2 separate regions of the Homo sapiens genome follow, and region 1 is linked to region 2. A link is an interaction called in ENCODE POLR2A ChIA-PET data of the cell type or tissue named here. Cell type or tissue: Caco-2. All regions are shown on one strand. Each heading gives the region's core, and the rest is flanking DNA. Links, peaks and the distances in the headings are about the cores only.

Region 1 (6,568 bases), core at 1,347-3,846, 68 kb before region 2:
TTAATTTTTGACATGATTTTCAATTAACAAAATTTGATTTTGTACATCTTGCAGAAACATTTCCAATGTATACAGAGAATTATATCTATGTACTGTAACATGTTCATTATTTCCTGCCAGAACTTCCAAGTAGCTGAAGTACAGATAATTTACTAAGTGTACAGGCAGAGAAGTAATCCCCGTTACAAAGATTTTCCCCAAAGGAGGCAACTAAACCTATCCCTAGGGTATCACACTGCAAAAGGAGTTGAGACTGAGTCCAAATGTTAACTAGTGTGGCAGCCTGGAAGAAAATATTTGTAATGCCTAAAACCACATTTGTGGTTTTAGATTTATATGTAGATTAGCATCTACATATAAGAAACTCCTTCATGTCAGCCCTAAAAAGACAGGAAACCCCAGGGGAAAAAAAAAATAGTCAAGGAAAAGCCAATTTCAGAAGATAAAGCCAAAATGGGTAATGAGCAATGCTCCACTTCATTAGTAATTAAAGAAATGAAAGCTTGAAATAACAAAGAAATAGTTTATAACCATCAGATTATCAAAAATGATTATCAAGAATTGGAAAAACAGATCATATCAACTGCTGGTAAAAACATTGCTGGGCATAAAAATAGATGTGGCAATACTAGAAAGGAATCTGGAAACGTTTGGTAAGATTAAGGGTTTGACCTGAGACCTTTTAATCCCACTCCTGGGTGTAGAATCTAACAAAATGCCACAGTATTTCTTCTGCATCAAATTAAAACTAATTCAGAATGGGCGCAGTAGCTAATGCCTGTAATCCCAGTACTTTGGGAGGCAGAGGCCGGCAGATCAATTAAGGGCAGGAGTTTGAGACCAGCCTGGGCAACATGGTGAAACCCCTTCTCTATAAAAACACAAAAATTAGTGGGGTGTGGTGGTGCACGCCTGTAGTCCCAGCTACTTGGGAGGCTGAGGTGGGAGGATCACCTGAACCCAGGAAGTAGAGACTGCAGTGAGCAGAGATTGTGCCACTGCACTCCAGCCTGGGTGACAGAGTGAGATTCCATCCCCCACCAAAAAAAAAAAAAAAAATTAAAACTAATTCTGAGTCTTTTGACTTAGAATTAATTTTCCTTGGGGAGAATTTCAACTCATGCCATTATAAAGTTCCCTTTTCCTCCCCAGATTTCCAGGGGAATCTGGACAGCATATTGTTCTTATTCCTTCTTTATTCTGTGGCACCTGTAGTGGCCAACGGCATTAACTAAGGGACAAACATTCTCATTCACCTCTGGTAAAAACACCTAGAATACAGAGTTCAGATCCAGAATCTTGACCCTTTGTTGTAGTAAGACGTGACTTTTTTCAAACACCTACTATATAAAGGATTTTTGTCACCTATTGTAAGGGCCTTTTATCATTCACATATTATTTAATTCAACATATATTTATTAAACACTACCTGTGCCAGGCACTCTTCTAGGCCCTTGGGACACACCAGTGAAAAGGCAAATGTCCCTCTCCCCACTACTGACTCTGAATCAGTACCTCAGTATGAAAATTGGTAATTAAAATATAAGACTAGTACATTTATTCTGCCGTTCCTTCAGGAAGTATATTCCTGGGCGACCAAATCGCTTCCATGTGCTGTGGAAAAGCTCTTCTTTAGAGAACAATGACAACTAATAAATATGAAAAGAATAATAAAATTAGAAAATCGCAATTTTATAATCATTAATGAAATCATTAAGCCAGGCAAAAAGCATTTGCTGGGTGGTAAAATTATTAAATGAGAGGCTATATAAGGCCGGGCACGGTGGCTCACGCCTGTAATCCCAGCACTTTGGGAGGCCGAGGAGGGCGGATCATGAGGTCATGAGATCGAGACCATGCTGGTTAACATGGTGAAACCTCATCTCTATTAAAAATACAAAAAATTAGCTGGGCGTGGTGGCGGGTGCCTGTAGTCCCAGCTGCTCGGGAGGCTGAGGCAGGAGAATGGCGTGAACCCGGGAGGCGGAGCTTGCAGTGAGCCGAGATCGCACCACTGCACTCCAGCCTGGGCGACAGAGCGAGACTCCGTCTCAAAAAACAAAACAAAACAAAAAACAAACAACAACAACAAAAAAACCAAACAAACAAAAAAAAAGAGAGGCTATGGGGAACTTTGCAATGGAAGATCTAGCTGCCACCACCCAAACAGAAGTAGAAGGTGAGTTATGATGTGCCTCCTAATAAGGTACTGTAGCACGTGCACAGCACTGTTTACCCAGTAGTATTGCCAAATAATTGAGCAGATTAGTTTATTATGCCTGAGATTTAGCTTCCAGATTATAGGAAATTTAGGGAAAAGAGGTGCAAATTATATAATACTACAAGGAAGCAATAAGACAGATCCAGATTATGTGACATTCTACCAGTTTCTTCACAAAGTCTATCACACAAAAACAAAGAGGGATAAACTGTTACAGATTAAAAGAATATTCAAATTTTGAATCTTACTTGAATGTGCATATGGACTGGGCATTAGATTATGTTAAGAACATAATTTTACTTTTATAAGATATAATAATTATAATTATGTAGAAAATGTCTTTATTTTTTGGAGATAATATTCAATAGTTCTAAGTGTGAAATATCATGATGTCAAGTATTTTCTTCCAAGAAATAAAGCAAAAAGAAACGAAGAAAGAAAAAGGGAGGAGGAAAACGGGAAGAGAGAAAAAAAATCTCTGGCAAATTTTTTATAATTGTTGCTTTTAGGAGGAGAGGTGTAATAGGATCTATTATTCTATTCTTTCTACTTTTGTGTATATTTGCAAATAAGTATTTTTTAAAAATTAAATTCCTACTCTCATGGAATTTACATCTGGTGGAAGGAGATAGACAATGAAAAATAAGCATAATCAATACTTTAGTGTTTTAGAGGATAATAAGTGCTGTGCACTTTTTTTTTTTTTTTTTTTTTTTTTTTTGAGACAGAGTCTCACTCTGTTGCCCAGGCTGGAGTGCAGTGGCACAATCGCGGCTCACTGCAACCTCAGCCTCCCAGGCTCAAGCGATTCTCATGCTTCAGCCTCCCGACTAGCCGGGATCACAGGTATGCACAACTATGCCTGGCTAATTTTTGTAGTTTTGTAGAGATGGGGTTTTGCTATGTTGCCCACGCTGGTCTGTAACTCTTGGACTCAAGCAAGTCACCCATCTTGGCCTCCCAAAGTGCTGGGATTTCAGGCGTGAGCCACTGCACCCAGCTGGTGTTGTGCAAATTTAAATAGGATGATCAGAGTAGTCCTAGCCATTACAGGTTTTCTCTTTCTGCCTTTCTAACCAAGCACTAATATTGTTTGAGAATGTACCAGTTCTCCACATAACCATGAGCTTCAAGGGAACCTGCTGGGGATCTGGGTGTGAATCTGCTGGGCCCTGAGTCAATCAAGGTAATCCCATTCATGTGGGGCCAGTGAGAAGGAAAGGATGCACAGCTGGAAGCTTTTGGGAAGAGTGCACAGGGTAAGGATAAGCTGCTGTAACAAAGACATCATCAGGCCAGGCGCAGTGGCTTATGCCTGTAATCCCAGCACTTTGGGAGGTGGAGGCGGGCGGATCACCTGAGGTCAGGAGTTGGAGACCAGCCTGGCTAACACAGTGAAACCCTGTCTCTACTAAAAATACAAAAATTAGCCAGGCATGGTGGCGTGTGCCTGTAATCCCAGCAACTCCGGAGGCCAAGGCAGGAGAATCACTTGAACCCAGGAGGCGGAGGTTGGAGTGAGCCGAGATCGTGCCACTGCACTCCAGCCTGGGCAACAGAATGGGGCTCCATCTCAAAAAAACAAGAACAAAAACAAAACAAAAAAACAAAGACATCATCAGTAATCCAGTGACTTAAAGAAGTTAGAAAGTGATTTCTTCTTGGCTTAACAGTTCAAGGTGAGCACTTCAGATTCTGTTCACACTATCATTCAGAAACTCAGAATTATTCATATATACTTTTCTAAAACCATAAAACACTTTAAGAAAATATTAAGAACTAATTCAACTATATTATGGAGTGGATACCCACCAGGTTATCTAGTCAGACTTTTTTTTAATTTAGATTTTTATTTTTAATTGACAAATAATAATTTTATATATTTATGAGGTTCAATGTGAAGTTTTGATATATATAGTACACTGTGGGATGATTATATCAAGCAAATTAACATATCCATTACTTTTTTAATAGTGCAGATCCTTTTTTAATAGCGAGAACATTTAAAACCTACTCTTCGAATAATTTTGAAATCTACAAAATGGCAGCATGGCCCAGGAGTGTGACTGGCAGTGAAGGAGCTGGGAAGACCTTGGATGCAGGAAGGTCATTTAAAGCAAAAGGTGCTCCCCTAACTCCACAATTTTCTAGACTTTTCCTACTTCTCTATCACCCAGAAGCTACCTTTGAGCACTTTGAGCACCTCTCTTAAGACAAAAAGGTTGAAAGTGCCTCTGAACTGGGTACCGATTTCTTTCCTTTTCTGTGTATTTTCACTAAGGAGCCCCCCGAACCATTTTCACCTCCTACTCTGGTGATGAAAAGAGTCAGGTGATATCCTGAGTTTCTTTCTAACAGTGGAAGTAGGCCTTGCTCATGAGGAAATCTAGGCTGGTTCACACACACTCTTAGTCACCCAATGCAAGTTCACATGTCAAGAAATATTTCTAAGAGCAATGCAAAGGCCATGGGACTTTACCAACCCCTCCAGGAACCCCTTCTTAAACTAACCACCCCCCTCTCTTCCTTGAGTGTCTACAAGAAGCTTTTCTGTGTGGTTCCAGCACATAACTCCCTAAGTGGTGCTACAGGCGATTCATCTGGCCTTCTCCTTGCATGCTGTGAGCCTCTGGAGAGCAAGAGGAATGTTCTTGTTCTCTCTAGCACAGTGCCTGGTATTTCTGAAGAGATCAAAAAATGTTTGTGGAGTGGATGAATGGGTGAAAGATGTCAGATCTTTCCCCTCTTCTGCCAGTAAGTAGCTGTGAAGTCATGTCACTGCTCAGGGTCTGCATTGCTTCCACTCTAAAATGGGGGTAATAAGAAAGAATAAAGGAAGAATTTGATTATTTGTAAGATCTCGCTCTGCTTTCACAAACTAAAGTTCTGAGCTAAATTAAAATGGACTCCATGGCTGTTCTCTTAAGATGACAATGCTCTGGCCACAAGTTTTATTTTCCCCCACCCTGAGGGAATAGGAGGTGGTCTCTGCCTCCCAGCCTGGAGTGCAGGGGAGCAGTAGCAACCGGGAAGCTGGAGCCTGGGTACCAGACCCTGAAGTGGGAGCTGACTCATGAGTGTGGTGGAGCAGTTCTGTGAACTTGCCTAGGAATTGGCATTCGGTTGAAGGGACACCTTCCTAAATCGGGAACACTTACTACTGGGGAAAAAAGGCACGAGACACCCCTGCTCTGGAGGGTTCATTGTCTACTTTTGGCAATTGCAGAGCTGTTTTCTTGACAAGGTGTGAAATGAAGGATTGTGCGGTACCCTCATAAGCCCCTGGGCACTCTTCCAAACCCCCTCCTACCACCTCACCTGTCCCCTTGTCCAGGTGGAGTAGATAGACTGGGGCCTGTGTGTGTCCAGAACAAGCTGTTCCTGATCGTGGGCAGGACATGTTCTGACGAAGCCATCAGTCTCAGCCCTGCAGTTATAGCCCTGTGCTATGCACATAGGAGGTCCTGTTCTCCCTTGGGGAAAAACAAGTCATTTCTTGCTTTATAACTTTCTTCGCGTCTCTGAAATGATTGCCACCAGGCAATAGCCCAAGGAAGACCAGGCTAAGGGAAAGTTACCTAAGTGTGTCTTTCTAACAGCTTCTGGGTAGGCCGGTGCCTTCAGTTTTCCACTTCTGAGAATGCTTTGATCATAGCTTATCTGGCTTCTCCTGTGTGTCCCCAGGCTCAGCCCTCAAAAGTTCCCTTTGAATTCTCCTTGAGGAAGGACCATTAGCCAGCCTTCCCCTATGGCACCTCCCGGACATTCATATCTTTCATAGCACTCCCAGGCTTGAAATAATATAAATGTCCCCTGATCCCAAATAATCACGAAGGCCCTAAAGAACCCAGATGTGGTAAAAACAGAAACTCCCACGGAGAACCCCGCCTCTACTAAAAATACAAAAAATTAGCCAGATGTGGTGCCGCGCGCCTGTAGTCCCAGCTACTCGGGAGGCTGAGGCAGGAGAATCACTTGAACCCGGGAGATGGAGGTTGCAATGAGCCGAGATTGCGCTATTGCACTCCAGCCTGGGCAACAGAGCAAGACTCCGTCTTGAAAAAAACAAAAAACAAAGAACAAAAAAAACACAGAAACTCCCTTTTCATAACCACCTAACTAGAGCAGAATGAGCAGTGAGCCGAGAGTTGTGAAAGCTGGATTCCTGGCTTGACACTGGCCCTGCCACTAACTAGTTCTGTGACCCTGAGCTTCATTCCATGGGTCTCACTGGCCTCCTTTTAAAGTGGCCGGGAGTTGGCAGAATTGGTGGGATGGAGGAGGTGAAAACAACTCACAGTTTTAGAGGTGAAAAAGCACCTCAAACTATACCATTCTCTGAAGCAG
Region 2 (6,568 bases), core at 2,353-4,852:
TTTCCTGGGGAAAGTGTAGTTATGACTGGAAGGCTGCAAGGTCTTTGACGAGGAACAGGTGCAGCCAGGCAGCATTGTGCGCAAAAGAGTCAGGCGCTTCCTTCGAGCCGGAATTGAACCAGCGACCTAAGGATGTCCACAAACGTTTCCGCAGTCTACAGTCCTCCGCTCTACCAGCTGAGCTATCGAAGGATGCACACTGTTAAGGCTGGGTCACTGGACTTTCTGCAAATGGAGGAAGCCAAGTCCCTGGACCACCGGAGATCCAATACTCGTTGAGTTAATTGGAACCCGACTTGGAAGAGAACTCTGCGCCGGTCTCCACTGCGCCCCTTTCCGGACAGAGCAAATCCTCTGGGCCCGGGGGGGTGCCTGGCGTCTCTGGGGCGCCGATAGCCACGATCCACGAGGAGGAGCTCTCACCTGTGGCCTTCCTCTCCCTCTGCATCGCTCTTTCTGCTTGTGAAGATGACAGCCCTTAGTGGCCAGAGGGAAAATGAGGTAAGACGGCGAGGGCAGAGGGCTTGGTGAGACTGATGGGTGGGTCCAGTGGAGGAGAGGACACTGGAGGAGGAAAAGAGGAGAACCAGCATGGGCGTGGTGTAAGCAGCTTCCAACCCCAGCCTAGCGTCAGGGTCTGATGGAAGACCATAAGGGGGCACTGCCCTAACAGCCTGTCCTCTACTTCCCACCACCTCAAACACACTCCTCTCGATGTGCGCGGCCCTTCTACCCAGTGTCCTATGCTCACTTTTTGGAGTATTGAGGCATAATGGGAAGAGAGGGAGGAAATGCAGGAGGATAGGTGGAGGCCAGGTATGGTGGCTCGCACCGCAATTCCAACAATTTAGCGGGCCGAGGCGAAAGGGGCGCTTGAGCGCAGGAGTTCGAGATCAGCCTGGGCAACATAGGGAGAAGCCATCTCTACAGAAAAACTTCTAAAAAGTATCCGGGTGTGGTGGCCTGCACCTGTGGTCCTGGCCACTCAGCAGGCTGAGGTGGGAGGATCATCTGAGCCCGGGTGTTCGAGGCTACAGTAAGCTGTGATCTTGCCACTGCACTCCAGCCTGGGCGACAGAGACAATTTAAAAAAAAAAAAAAAAAGATATGTGGGGAGAGAGTAGGGCCAGGGGCTCGCAGATCACCATGTGATACCCATTACCTCTAACCCCAAAGGCCAGCATAAAAGCTTCGATCCAGTCCTCTGCTACTGACCAAGAATCCTTTCCCAGAGGCTGCTGCTTTCTAAAGTAGGGGCCCCTGGAAAGAAAAGGGGGCTGATAGAGGAAACCAGGTGAGCTTTGGACCCCTTACCTAGGCCACAAATTGTTACAAAGGGTTCATATCCCATATGGTGTGTGTCCACTATCCCAAGACCACTCATCACCCACACAAACAGTGAGACAGTTACTGGTGGCACAGCAAGCTGAACCCAAAAGACCCACCCTTTATTGAGTTTATAGGGGAAAAGTCATGGTCAGGGATCACCCACACTTTTGCTGATGACCAAACACCACTCAATGGCCCACCTCTGTTTTTTCCCTCAAAGCACCAAGCCTAGGTTCCAAAAAACCTGGTACCGCCACATCTTATCAAGGACATATCCAGTATAGACCAAAGGTTCTACTTTGGTTTCTGTTTGCTGATCTCTGCAGCAATGTCATTCGAGGCTGGGATCTCTCTGGGGCTGCAGAGCTACAGAATGTTGCTGGGGCACTGGTGAGTCCACAGCTCTGCCCCTTTCCATCAGCAGTGGGAAGCAGGAAAGGCTGATACAACAGAGAAGAGGTAGGGAATAGGCCGTAGGGGGAGAACAGGATCTGCTTTCTAGGAGGGGAAGACATGTGTACTCTCTAGTTTGAGACGCAGAGTGAAAAAGCAGTTATGCCCATCGGGTAGGGGAGAGTGGTCACCGGGTTCCCAGAAGGCCTCTGAGAACCAAATTTCCATCACTGTTTTGCTTGCAGTGCTCTCTGTGATAATTTTCATCTGTATATCAAGCGTCTGAAGATTTTTTTTTTTTTCCCCAGAGCATAGGATGGGACCAGGGGACACTCATTGTGGTTCCTCTCTGGCTCATACTTTGATGAACCCACTTCATCTTCCCAGAGGTGAAGCCCAGTTGGTGAAAGCCAAGCCCATTTCCTGCTTCATGCTCTCAGATTGTGCCAGCCATCTTCCTCTTGTAGAAGGCGCAACCTTCCAGCTGTGCCTGCAGAGCCCCCACATAAAAGTGAGCATGCTGCTCAGATGCAACAAGCCAGTGGCCTAAGGAGGTGAACTTGTGTACCTCTGCAAGGTGGCAGCTGCCACCCAAGCTTCAATTCTGCTCCCTGCCAGGGACCCAACAGCCCCCAACCCTCCCGGGTCACTGAAGTTCTTTCCAAGTCTGCCCTTTTATACTCTCTTTCCCTCTCTCACACCTTCACAACCAGTAAGACACTTGGTATAGGTGTTTTTGCAGACTTTGAACTGAGTGGAAGGTATCTTTCTTCTTCCAGCAGGAGCCCAAAGTTTACTGTAGCAACATTAAAAGGTGCGAAGGCTCGGGAAATGTGAGGCTTGGTGTATGTGGGAAGGGGGCACATTTTTGTTCTCAACCTGAAGGAAAATATTATGGAGCCAGTGGAAGCCCTATTTATTAAGAAAATCTCAGGGCGGCAACTCTCTCCCACAAATAGACAAAACAAAACAGAAATGAACATTTTCTGTCTGTATACATCTATACATTACAAGCAAAAGATAATGAGAGAACTAGAGTCAGAGAAAAACAGAGAGAGAGAGAGAGAATGCTCAGATAGAAAAGCATTTGCTAGAGACCTGGAGAAGGAGATGAGAGAGAGACAGCATAGAGAGCATTTTTTTTTTTTCCTGAGGATGTCACAGTTGTCTCTGACCCTTTTCTCTTCCAGCAGGCTTGATCTTCTAGGAGTTGATGGTGGGCCCACTGGTTTAATAGATCGAGAGATCTATCAATGGTGAGCACACAATGTTGCTAGAGTCCATGGCCCTCAGCACCCAGAGCAGTCTGTGGATAAAAGTGAAAGAGCTCTGGATGGTGGGGGTGCGAAGGGGGTTGGGGAGAGGGGCTGACTGGGTCACAAAGCAGAAGCAAGGGGCCCTTTGCGTTGAAGAGTACCTGTCCCTGGACTGTGGGAAGAATGAGTGGGCTTACGGGCGTGTTTCCTGGCCACAGCACAGGTGTGGAAACCAGGTGATCAGGAAAGGTTTCTCTGGGTTTTGACTGGGAGGGTGTGGGTGGATACTAGTTGGAGGCTGCAGGGCGTTTGACCAGGCACCAGGTGGCATTGCATGCAAAAGCATCGGGCACTTCCTTCGAGCCGGAATCGAACCAGCGACCTAAGGATGTCCGCAAATGTCTGTACAATCTACAGTCCTCCGCTCTACCAGCTGAGCTATCGAAGGGTGCACGCTGCAAGAGCTGGATCACTGGACTTTCCGCAAATGGAGGAAGCCAAGTCCTTGGAACGCTGGAGTCAACACACTTAGAGTTGATTGGAACCCGCCTTAGAAGAGAACCTTGCGCTGGTTGCCACCGCGCACCTCTCAGGGTGGAGCAAATCCTCCGAGTGTGGTTTCCTCGCGTCCCAGAGCGCTGATAGCCACAATCCAGGACGGGAGGCTCTCGCCTGTGGCCTTCCTCCACCTGTGCATCTCTGTTTTTACAAGTGAGGATGACAGCCCTCAGCGAAAGAAAACAAGAGGGTGAGAGGGCTCGGTCAGAGGGATGGGCTAGGTGGATGGGTGGATCCTGTGGGACAGGGGTTGCAGGAGGAGGAAAGAAGAACTCGGAAAGCTTCTGGGTGGGCGGCCGCTATCCGCAGACCAGCTGCAGGGTCTGCTGAAAGTCCTTAAGCAGCCCTTTCCTAAAACTCTGGCCTTCCTACTCCCTTCCCGGCCAACACACACATGCCCCTTCTCCCGATGTGCCTCCGCCCTTTTCCCTACAGTGTCCTATGCTTGCTTTTTGGCGCATTCAAGTGTGCTAGAAGTGAGAGAGAGAACAAATGGGACTAGGTGAGAAGAACTCGCCCAGGGCTTGCAGATGCACTGTGATACCCTCCTTCCTCCCCAGCGCCCAACTGGGGCTTGGCTTCCCTCCTCTGCAAACTGACCAAGAACTCTTTTTTTTTTCTCCCCCAGAGGCTTCCTCTTTCTGAAGTAGGGCAAGTATATTAGTCCGTTTTCATGCTGCGGATAAAGACATACCCGAGACTGGGATGAAAAAGAGGTTTAATTGGACTCACAGTTCCACATGCCTAGGGGGCCTCAGAATCATGGCTGGAGGTGAAAGGCACTTCTTCTTCTTCTTCTTCTTCTTCTTCTTTTTTTTTTTTTTTTTTTGAGATGGAGTTTCACTCTCGTTGCCCAGGCTGGAGTGAAATGGCGCGATCTCAGCTCACCGCCACCTCCGCCTCCCAGGTTCAAGCGATTCTGCCGCCTCAGCCTCCGGAGTAGCTGGGATTACAGGTATGCGCCGCCACGCCCGGCTAATTTTGCATTTTTAGTAAAGACTTGGGGTTTCTCCATGTTGGCCAGGCTGGTCTTGAACTCCCGACCTTAGGTGATCCACCCTCCTCGGCCTCCCAAAGTGCTGGGATTACAGGCGTGAGCCACCCCTCCTGTCCAAGGCACTTCTTACATGGCAGAGGCAGGAGAAAATAAGAGAGAAGCAAAAGCGGAAACCCCTGGTAAACCCATCAGATCTTGTGAGACTTATTCACTATCCTGAGAATAGCACTGGAAAAACTGGCCCCCGTGATTCAATTATCTCCCCCTGGTCCCTCTCACAACACGTGGGAATTTTGGGAGATACAATTCAAGTTGAGATTTGGGTAGGGACACAGCCAAACAGTATCATTCCGCCCCTGGCCTCTCTAAATCTCATGTCCTCACATTTGAACACCAATTATGCCTTCCCAACAGTCCCCCAAAGTCTTAACTCATTTCAGCGTTAACCCAAAAGTCCACAGTCCAAAGTCTTATCTAAGACAAGGAAAGTCCCTTCTGCCTATGAGCCTGTAAAATCAAAAGCAAGCTCGTTACTTCCTAGACACAATGGGGGTACAGGTATTGGATAAATACAGCCATTCCAAATGGGAGAAATTTGCCAAAACGAAGGAGTTACAGAGCCCATGCAAGTCCGAAATCCAGCAGGGCTGTCAAATTTTAAAGCTTCAAAATGATCTCCTTTGACTTCAGGTCTCACATCCAGGTCACACTGATGCAAGAGGTGGATTCCCATGGTCTTAGGCAGCTCCACCCCTGTGTCTTTGAAGGATACAGCCTCTCTCCAAGCTGCTTTCCTGGGCTGGCCTTGAGGGTCTGCAGCTTTTCCAGGTGCACGGTGCAAGCTGTCAGTGGATCTACCATTCTGGGGTCTGGAGGATAGTGGCCCTCTTCTCACAGCTCCACTAGGCAATGCCCCAGTAGGGACTCTGTGTGGGGGCTCTGACCACACATTTCCCTTTCACATTGTCCTAGCAGAGGTTCTCCATAAGGGCCCCACCCCTGCAGCAAGCTTTTGCCTGGGCATCCAAGCGTTTCCATACTCTTCTGAAATCTAGGAGGAGGTTCCCAAACCTCAATTCTTGACTTCTGTGCACCCGCAGGCTCAACACCACATGGAAGCTGCCAAGGCTTGGGGCTTCCACCCTCTGAAGCTACCGCCCAAGCTGTATGTTAGCCCCTTTCAGCCACAGGGGGAGCAGCTGGGACACAGAGCACGGAGTTCCTAGGCTGCACACAGCACTAGGACCCTGGGCCCGGCCCACGAAACCACTTTTTCCTCCTGGGCTTCTGGGCCTGTGATGGATGGGAGGGGCTGCCGTGGTGGTCTCTGACATGGCCTGGAGACATTTTCCCCATGGTCTTGGGGATTAACATTAGGCTTCTTGCTACTTGTGCAAATTTCTGTAGCCAGTTTGAATTTCTCACCAGAAAATGGGTTTGGGTTTTTCTTTTCTATCACATAGTCAGGCTGCAAATTTTCCAAACTTTTATGTTCTGCTTCCTATATAAAACTGAACGCCGCCGGGCGTGTTGGCTCACGCCTGTAATCCCAGCACTTTAGGAGGCCGAGGCGGGCGGATCACAAGGTCAGGAGATCAAGGCTAACATGGTGAAACCCCGTCTCTACTAAAAATACCAAAAAAAAATTAGCCGGGCGTGGTGGCGGTCACCTGTAGTTCCAGCTACTCGGAAGGCTGAGACAGGAGAATGGTGTGAACCCAGGAGGCAGAACTTGCAGTGAGCCGATATCGCGCCACTGCACTCCAGCCTGGGCGACAGAGCAAGACTCCATCTCAAAAAAAAAAAAAAACCAAAACTGAATGCCTTTAACATACCCAAGTCACCTCTTGAATGCTTTGCTGCTTAGAAATTTCTTCTGCCAGGTACCCTAAATCATCTTACTCAAGTTCAAAGTTCCACAAATCTTTAGGGCAGAGGCAAAATGCTGTTAATTTCTTTGCTAAAACATAACAAGAATAATCTTTGCTCCAGTTCCCAACAAGTTCCTTATCTCCATCTGAGACCACCTCAGCCT

The links. ChIA-PET counts read pairs that join two places held together with the same protein. Peaks named below come from ENCODE experiments on the same cell type or tissue, not always from the same donor. Only the 100,000 strongest peaks of a DNase experiment are listed, where the experiment ranks them.
Region 1: POLR2A ChIA-PET joins it to region 2 with 11 read pairs; 2 of 35 experiments call an interaction of 5 or more read pairs at or near these places.

Annotation. Positions count from the first base shown.
Region 1 is chr14:20,592,476-20,599,043 of GRCh38, forward strand. RNASE11-AS1 (RNASE11 and RNASE12 antisense RNA 1) reads left to right here. Exons shown (of 5, transcript NR_122043.1): 3 at 4,201-4,344. Among named protein-coding and RNA genes, the nearest start is that of RNASE12, 4.4 kb to the left of the region's middle. In Caco-2, for the core only: no CTCF peak of the experiment used is centred there; no DNase peak of the experiment used is centred there.
Region 2 is chr14:20,659,860-20,666,427 of GRCh38, forward strand. It overlaps TRY-GTA5-4 (tRNA-Tyr (anticodon GTA) 5-4), which reads right to left and starts at 3,426; the gene lies at 3,333-3,426. LOC124903281 (a long non-coding RNA gene) reads left to right here. Exons shown (of 2, transcript XR_007064059.1): 2 at 1-2,554. It overlaps TRY-GTA7-1 (tRNA-Tyr (anticodon GTA) 7-1), which reads right to left and starts at 192; the gene lies at 99-192. RefSeq lists silencers at 1,563-1,782, 3,731-3,800 and an enhancer at 3,341-3,620. In Caco-2, for the core only: no CTCF peak of the experiment used is centred there; a DNase peak (open chromatin) is centred at 3,321.